Regions from separate parts of the Homo sapiens genome. Here region 2 is linked to region 1. A link is a loop called in an ENCODE intact Hi-C map of the cell type or tissue named here. Cell type or tissue: body of pancreas. All regions are shown on one strand. Links, peaks and the distances in the headings refer to the core of each region. The heading gives the core; the rest is flanking DNA.

Evidence for each region. Peaks named below come from ENCODE experiments on the same cell type or tissue, not always from the same donor. Only the 100,000 strongest peaks of a DNase experiment are listed, where the experiment ranks them.
Region 2: a loop joins it to region 1, with 5 times the contacts of the local background. A loop is called at or near these places in 73 of 110 quality-filtered maps.

The regions. Positions count from the first base shown.
Region 1 is chr14:76,048,759-76,053,151 of GRCh38, forward strand. All of the region lies in intron 3 of IFT43 (intraflagellar transport 43), which reads left to right. Among named protein-coding and RNA genes, the nearest start is that of IFT43, 65 kb to the left of the region's middle. In body of pancreas, for the core only: a CTCF peak has its summit at 2,235 (motif pointing right); a DNase peak (open chromatin) is centred at 2,253.
Region 2 is chr14:76,650,314-76,654,706 of GRCh38, forward strand. No RefSeq gene overlaps it. Among named protein-coding and RNA genes, the nearest start is that of VASH1, 110 kb to the right of the region's middle. In body of pancreas, for the core only: no CTCF peak of the experiment used is centred there; no DNase peak of the experiment used is centred there.

The sequences.
Region 1 (4,393 bases), core at 310-4,309:
TAAAAGAGCCCACGTGTTGAAGTGGCAGGGTGCCCTTGGTTCTTATTTACCAGGGATTCACCAGGGTGGGCCCTGAGCCTCCCAGGAGGCTGCCACACATGGTCCTGTGCTCCCCCAGTGGCTCGCATGCCAGCAACCAGAACTGAGGCACCTTCTCTTCATGTACCTCATGACTTGGGTGAGTCTCAGTGTATTTATGGGGTTTCGGGGAAATCACAGAATGTAAAAGAACAGAAGCAGAGAAGATGGTGGGTTAGTTACTAGAAGGAAATCTTTACAGGTTTCCCCATTATAGAGCAGAAACTTCTGTACAGGAAAAGTAAAAGACCCACTCCAGCAATTAAACATGAATTGAAATAAAGGTTTCCAGAAGCACTGAGAAGTTTGTCCCTTGACTTGTGGCACATGGTTTCTACTAGTCTCAGTCACCACATCCAGTCTCGTTTATCTCCATCTTCCATCCTTGTAGCTCGATTTTCCCAAGATTCGTGTCTAGTCCCAAAGTTATTCTTTTCCACTAGCTTTCACATCCTCTGATCATGCCAATGGAAAAGTCTCCATTTACAGCCAGTGTTTCTTTAACACTTCTCTAACCCTACTAATCTCCCCTTTTAATACAAAATAGGCCGTACGCTCTTGGATTTTTGACAAACAGCAATGTCTAGCTAATAAAGTTTGTAGTTTTTAAAAAGCTGTGTGTTTTTTTTTTTTTTACAATTATTTCCCTATGGCTGGTGATGATAGCTTTCCATGAAGATGTAGAGTTTTCTTTTAAAAAAAATGTATTAAAACCAAGGAATCAATTTAAAGAAAATGCTAAGTGGTTGCAGAAAGTACATAGCTATAGCAAAATTGGTGAAGGTGGCACTTGGAAATGGCAGACATTTGGGGAACACTCATACAGCGGTTCTTCTTAGCTGCTTCTCCCCACCCCCAACCCCCTTCTTTCTCCCAGTGGGAAGAATAAGAACTTCCATTTAACTGCTCTGTGCTGCTTTTGTACTGCAGGATACAAGGTAAGTTGCAAAATATTAGATCATTGAGGTCTCTATATGTGGGCATAAGTAACTTGAAGGGGGAAAGCAAAGAACCCATGGTTAATTTCAAGCCCCCAAATCCCTCCTGATCCCTGATCAATGTCAGTGTATGTATTTATAGAGTTGACACCAGTAATACCAACTTATTTGGTCTTATTGCTTACCCACTCAGCCCTGACGCCATTCTCATCTCCAGCCACCACCTTTTCCTTATTTCAGCCACACCATGTCCCCTTCTGTTTTCCGAACACCTCAGCCCCTGCATGCCTCTGACCTCTGTTCGAGTGGTTTCCCTCCTGCAGCTTTTCTGCCCATTGCAAGCCTCCTCATCTCTCCATTGGCAAGGCTTCCATGAAGCCTCCCCAGATCCCCAGCTAGAATGGCTGGTTCCCTCTTTAGTGCTCCTGTGACAGTTTGCTTACACCTTCCTCACTTGTCCTGTCAAATCTGGGGCTCAGTAGAATGAGGGATTGTGAACCTCAGTTTCCAGGTCCAGCACTGCGTCCACTGGCTTTGGAGCCTTCATTAGATCTCTTTGAGGACTCCTGGTCTCCACTTCTTCATCTAGCAGCTGACAGTTTGGATGTGGTGGGAGTATTTGGATGTGGTGGGAGGGTTTGGATGTGGTGGGAGTGTTTGGATGTGGTGGGAGTGTTTGGATGTGGTGGGAGTCTTTTGTTTGTTTTCTTGGGTTTTGTTTGTTTGTTTTTGAGATGAGGTCTCGCTGTGTTGCTTAGGCTGGTCTTAAACTCGTGGGCTGAAGTGATTCTCCCACCTTAGTCTCTTGAGTATCTGGGATTACAGGTGCACACCGCTGTACCCATCTGGTGGTGAGAGTCTTTTTGGCCTTACAGTATGTAAGTTTATGGAGGTGTTAGTGTTATTTCTGTAATGTTCTTTTCTCCTACCAGATTGTAAAATCTTGAGCAAAAGATCCCCAATTCCCAACACCTCTCACTCCTGCCTAGTAGATGATTAGTGATCCAGTAATGGTTTCCTGAATAAAAAAATGTTCATTTGAGAGGGCTAAAACCTCTAGAGTTCTAAACTCTGCTGCCTTTTCTTGATAGCAGGCATATTACATTTTATATGTTCCCATAACTGTAGCTACTCAAAGCGTTTCTGTGTATTTCAACCTTTTTTCACACATTTAGTTTGAAGCAAAACAAAGCTGTCATTTTTAATGTGAGCAGCAGGGGGCAACATTCTCCCAGGAATTGCCTTGTGATTCACTAGGCCTTGGCAGTGTAAAGAGAGGACATGGGCATGAGTTTTTTATCAGTCTACCAGACATCTTACTGATGAACTGTGCTGGCAGGAGCTAAATATGATCTAGCGTGACCTAAAACCCCAGAGTGCCAAAATTTGGGTGTTAGGGAATACCTGCCTGTTTTAAAAGAAGGAAGAAAATATGGTACCTAGCGGCATATACTAGATGCTAAACACATGAGTGGCAAGAACTAGGAACTGAGGGGAAAGAGGGTGGTGACTGCAGCTTTCAGGGGAGATTTAAATGAGGAGAAATCTGTTGGACAAGGAAAACTTCAGTTCATGAGAAATATCTAGCTTTTAATGAGTATTGCAGGTGTGGGGGCAGCTTAGAGCAGAGGGACCCCAATTATCCAGTGTACCGCCTGGGATTGAATGAGCAGTGTGGCCAAGATGACAATGGCAGATTTCTCCTTTCCTCACATTTGGGTTTTCACTGCAAAGGCTCATTTGGCGCTTCACACATTTATAAAGTAGAGCCTTGGTTCTGGATTTGCTGGTGGCATTAGATGATCCGGGAATATTGCCTTCTCTCTCTCATGCCTTGGTAAAATTTACCTCAATGAGGTTTGGAGGCAACTGTGAGATTTTTCTTGGACATTTAAAAATTATGAGGGTAGAAAACCTTGCAAGAAAATGGCATTTTGATTTTTTTTCCTCCAGAGGAAGAAATTTTTACTTGACATTTTAAAAATGTAAAGTAGCTTTGGCATCAACGTAGTTGGTATCTCTTTCCTGCTCTTCCCCTGGCCAGTTTTTCTTCATGCCTTTGGCCCCTGGCTGCAGTTTTGTCTCTTTTGTAATGGGAATCATGCAGGTGCCTTCCTATGGCTTTGGCGTTTCTTTCACCTGCAACAAGTTATAGTCAGAACCATTCATCCAAACCCTTCACATTCCTCCCCAGGTCGGAGTGATCCCTGAGGGATGGACTCGCATAGGGCCTTCCACGGGCACAGGCAAGGCTCCAGGTGCTTGGCACTTTCGTCTATTTTAAGCCTGTTCTGCCTTGCAGCAGGGAGGTGGGTCTAGGGTCCAGTATGTGCTGTGGATATTAAGAGACTTCAAGGACGCTTCCCCCCATTTATCTCGGTTATGTCCCCTGCTAAAATAGGTTAACGGTGTCTAATTAACCACTGAACATTGTCATGCTGCATAAAGATAGCATCCTGGCTGTTCTCTGAGCCGTGGTACTTTATCTCCATTTAGATCTCTGCAGTATTCCATTAAACTCGAGAGAAACATTTTAACTGAGGTGATGTCTACATTAGGGCTGCCTTTTACCCTTCAGCACATAACCCATGTAGCAGCAGTTAAGGCCTCTTCTGTCTGGTGAAGGGAATCCAGGTTGTTTTGCGGCCTCTTCCCCAGAAGTTCATGGGGTCCCTGCAGTTGGGGGTCATAACTACCTGCTAGTCCCACTCGATCATGATGGCCAGATCAGGCCCCCTGATGCAGCAGGGAGGAGACAGACCCTGCAGGCAGGAATAAAACTATGAGGATCCAAGATTCTGCCATGGTCCCATGTGGCTGAAGTCACAGATGTGCCACTGGGATCCAGCTTGTGCTCAGCTGCCCAAATCACACCGTCAAATGTCAGTGTGGGCTCCAAATGCCAAAGAAAGGGATTACATTTGAGCAAAAGAATTTCAAAAAGGGAGGAATATGGAGAGAAAGGTGACTTAGCTAGATGGGTCTCTTTTTTGCCATGATGCACACTGTTGCGTTGTAAATAAAACATATAATAAATCACAGAACAATTAAGCCAACATTAACTACCAGATCATCAGGACTGACAAAGCTACAGCCCTACTATAAGTTGAAAAGTTGTCCCCGTCCTGAAAATATTAGTTGGATTTGAAGCAGAGGAGCATTTCCCATGCTGTTGAAATGCCCGCATGTCTCCATGGTGTAAGGGTTGGGAACTGAGCTTTGGAGTCAGACACCCTGCTTGCATTCTGGCCCTACCACTTTCTAGGTAGGTAACCTTAGGCAGGTTACTTACCTCTCTTGAGCTCCTCCTCTGTGAAACAAAGAGAATAAAATAAGGTACTATAATACTGAAATAAGATAATGTATACTGTATAGGA
Region 2 (4,393 bases), core at 232-4,231, 600 kb after region 1:
AGCACTAAAACAGGCTGAGGCTGCTCTACTTATAATCAGTTCATAATCAACTCATAAACTTGACCCCTCCCCTCCACCCATGCACTCAGGCCTGACCCAGGCAAAAGTTACAGGGCTGAGTCTTCCATCAACTACACGCCATGCAGTACCCAAGAAAGTGCACACTTATGGGGATTATGGTGAGGAAGAAAGCAGTCACCATCCTTGCTGGACTTCCATCACTCCATTAGCAGAATTTAAGTAGCCGTTATGCCCCAGGCCTCCCCTGGTCACATGTCTTCCCCTTCCCCACACACCACAGGAGTGTTACCAATTTTAACCTAAACCCATCTGGGTGAAGATGCTTGGGGAGAGGGAAATTGGAGTGAGAGGCAGCACACGTTGTGATGGGCTTGAACAGGTTCTAGAAGAGGCATGACATGAATATTGCCAAACATGGCCAAAGGCTTATAAAAGACCTGGCTTTGCAGCAAAGAAAACAAAAGTCTGGGTAAAAGATTGTGAAGGCTGCATCTACTTAGACATTGCTGTTCATGAGTGTGCAGATGGATGGCCTGGCATGCACATGTTGTGCACACTGAGCTTCCAGCTCCCCTGAACGCACCCACACAACACTCGCTAACACTCAGGGCTGAATCCCAGCTGTCAGCATGGCATCTCTACCCAACATGTGGCCTTTTTTCCTCTCTGGACTGCTCCAGCCTCAGCTGAGAGATGATTCTGGCCTGATAACTACAGCTTTGTTTTGTGAAAACAGAGACGCAAGCATCAGTTCCTTCTTCTGCCCAGAGGTCTCAAGGAGTTTGGACAGGGGTATCATGGGGGCAGGGAACACAGGGAAAAAGAGAGAGCGGGGAGGAAATGAGGAACAGGTAAGAAATGCATTGCTGTTGAAAAAAAGAGCTCTCTTCAGCCAATAATAACAGCTGAGGTTGTCTGAGCACTTACTTTCTCCCAGGCACTGTGCTAAACACGTTTGTTACTCAGTCCTCAGACACTCCCATGAGTTCAGTTTAAGAATTCCCATTCCACAGAACATGGAAAGGGTGCTCCAACAATTATGTTGCTGCAGATTAGCTCATTCTCAATCTAACCAATAAACATGACCCTAGGGTAGAATGTAAAGTGATTTAAATGGAACACCTGCCTTACAGAAGATCCTTTCCACTCAGCATTTGGGAGGGGAGAGGATTTTTTTATTCAATTTGGATGGCTAATTAGTTATCACAATGACTGAGGAATGGGAAGGTGCCACTGGCATTTAGCGGAAGAAGTCCAGGATGCTAAAAACATCCTATGCTCTAGAGAACAATGCTCTAGTCAAGAAACATGAGAACTGTATGCCCCTTGGCTCCCCTATCTCTATAGTGTGGACATCACCTGCCTCATCAGCTTATAATGAGGATTGAATGACTCACCATCTGGAAGGTACCAGTTCCCACAATTTAGCAGAAGCTGTCAGTGCCCCAACCATACCCTTTGGCTATGTACTGTTTCTGAGCAGGCTGGCCTGACCTCCACCAGCCAGCATCTGTATCTCCCTTTCCACAAGTTTTTCTGGCCATGAAAGCACACCAGAACCTCCCATCACGAGACAAACTCAAGGCAGCCTGGGGCCCTCCACCAGTGGCTGGTGGGAGTTGGTGTATAAACACGCAGCTACCTCACTCTTTGGAGAGACAGAGCTGAGACTCATGTTCTGCACTGTTTACAGAGTTCCCCAGTAGGATTAAACTCCAGTTTCCTACAGTGGTAACCAGCTTCCTTTCCTTCTCTCTCAAGCTCACCACTCTCTATGGTGCTCTCTGGGACCATTTCCCAGTTAAACCATTTGCTTACAAATCCCTGTCTCTGAGTTGCTCCTCAGGAAGCTGAATCTAAGACACACAGTGAACAGTGAACTGTGACCCCCTTACTTCTGTGCCCTGGTTAGTTTGTATGTTTTTTTTCAACCTAGAGCGCCCATTATGTGTGTGTCTTCTTGTGCAGGTCTGCTCATTTTAATAACTGTGTACTGTGAATTATGTTGGTTCCTCTCTCTGGCTCGTTAGCAACATTATTGAAAATTGGGTAGGGAGGGCAGCCCAGGAAACCTCACAAACAGGAGGTGATTCTTTCCCAGACAATGCAGGCACTGCCATTTCTGCTTTGGGACTGAGAAACTCCCCCACCCCCAGCCCCCACCAGCCAGGAAGAAGAGTGGATCCTTGTGGTACAACAGCAAAAGGGACGTGCAGGTCCCAGGAAGCTCAGAGAGCTATGTTTGGGGAGGCCTCTGTCTGACCTCACATAAGCAACAGAGCTGTACTGCCCAAATAGTCCCTCCTGAACACAGCAGGGCTAGAAGCTGGCTTGGGAGAACATCAGAAGAGGATGAGGGCCCTGCCCTTGAGAAAGGAACCAAAGCACTACTAACTAAAGGGACAATCAAGCAACTGTGCAACCCAAAACCCATAGTTCACAATGAACAGCACAGCTGCATTTAGGCAGTGCTGGTTTCAAAGCTGGTCCTTTGCCTGTTTTTTTGTTTTTGTTTTTGTTTTTGTTTGAGAAAGGGTATGGCTCTGTCACCCAGGCTGGAGTGCAGTGGTGCAATCTCATCTCCCTGCAACCTCTGCCTGCCGGACTCAAGCGATCCTCCCACCTCAGACTCCTGAGTGGCTGGGACTACAGGCGCACACCACCATGCCCAGCTAATTTTTTTGTCGAGATGGGGTTTCGCTGTGTTGCTCAGGCTGGTCTCAAACTCCTAGGCTCAAGCAATCCTCCTACCTCGGCCTGCCAAACTGCTGCAATGGTCCTTTGCCTCTCGAATTTGTGCCTAATTTACTTTCATTCCCACCCCTAGAGCTGTTTTATGTCTTCCAAGTTTATGCCCTTCATGGGGAAGTGAAGCCACATCCAAATGGTTGGGGAAATGTCCTGAAGAGCTGAATATCTGCCACCTCACCTGCATGGCTCTCGTGCTCGCAGCCAGGCTGCAGGACTCCAAAGCCACCCCTGGGAACCTCTGAGCCCTTGTTGCCTATGATGTGCGGTGGACACTTAAGGAAATTGCCAAGGGACAAATCTGGTCACCTCACATCGACCTGCTTTGCTATATAATCCATCGGCTCCAGGCCTGCCCTGCACTTACCCTCAACGAGTCCGTGAGCAAGACACCTCAACTGCTAAAGTCTCACATTCTGCAAGTGCAAAGTAGGATTCTTTTTTTTTTTTTTTTGAGATGGAGTTTTGCTTTTGTTGCCCGGGCTGGAGTGCAGTGGCATGATCACCGCTTACTGCAACCTCTGCCTCCCAGGCTCATGCAATTCTCGTACCTCAGCCTCCCAAGTAGCTGGGATTACAGGCGTGTGCCACCACACCCGGCTAATTTTTTTTTTTTTTTTTTAGTAGAGACGGGGTTTCACCATGTTGGCCAGGCTGGTCTCGAACTCCTGATCTCACGTGATCCGCCCACCTCGGCCTCCCAAAGTAAGATTCTAATCATAACCACTCCTTAGCGTCATTTTGAGGATTAAATGAGATAATATACAGAAGCAGCAGACATGAGTTCCTGATGTGTAGGATCCAACTAATAAACATTAGCCAGGAGTAAGAAATAGTTTGAGCAGCAATGGTCACAGCAGCAACAGAATGGTAGGGGTAGTTAAGAGCTTGGAATCGGCTGCTTTCCTGTATCCTCTCTAGTAGCTGGCACAAACTCTGCACAAAGTGCACACTCAATAAATATTTGCATGAAAGCATTGAGTAAACCAAGCCAGGCTGAAGATGTTTAAAGCTACTGTTTACTGTGTCCTTATCAGATACCAGGCCCTGGGGTGAGCACATCATTTAGATTTCCTCACATGATCTTTTAATTCACTCCCCGGCTTCTGTGGTTTCCTTCCATGGGGAGCGAGCTCAGCCTGCTGAGACACTCCCGGCTCTTCACCTCAGTACATCTTTAGAGGGAGAAGCATCTGAGTGGGGAATTGGGAGGAGAAACTGGGCATGCACGGCCCTCCCTGTTCCCACCACCTCCTCCCCTTTGGGGGCTTCACTGTCTCACTCTATGAGCTTTACAGGGGCTGTGAAGATCCAGGGATCCTGGCGGCCAGGTAGGTCTGTGAACTCTGGGGCTACACGTCAGGGAATCCCCTGGCCTGTAGAGGTAAGCTACGTGTTATACAACCTGGCCTTTGTTGTAAGGAAGGTGATTTGGGACCTCCATATGCTGGCTCTTTTATCTTATTCAAGAATTGGTTCAGACCCAGGTGGGGAAGGGTGGTACTATCTTTTGACTCCCTATAACGTAATTCCTATACCAACTCCAGAGGTGAGTAACAGCATCCCGTATTTCCCCATGTAGTGGGTTAAATGACTTGCCCAAGGTCACACAGGTGAGCTACCA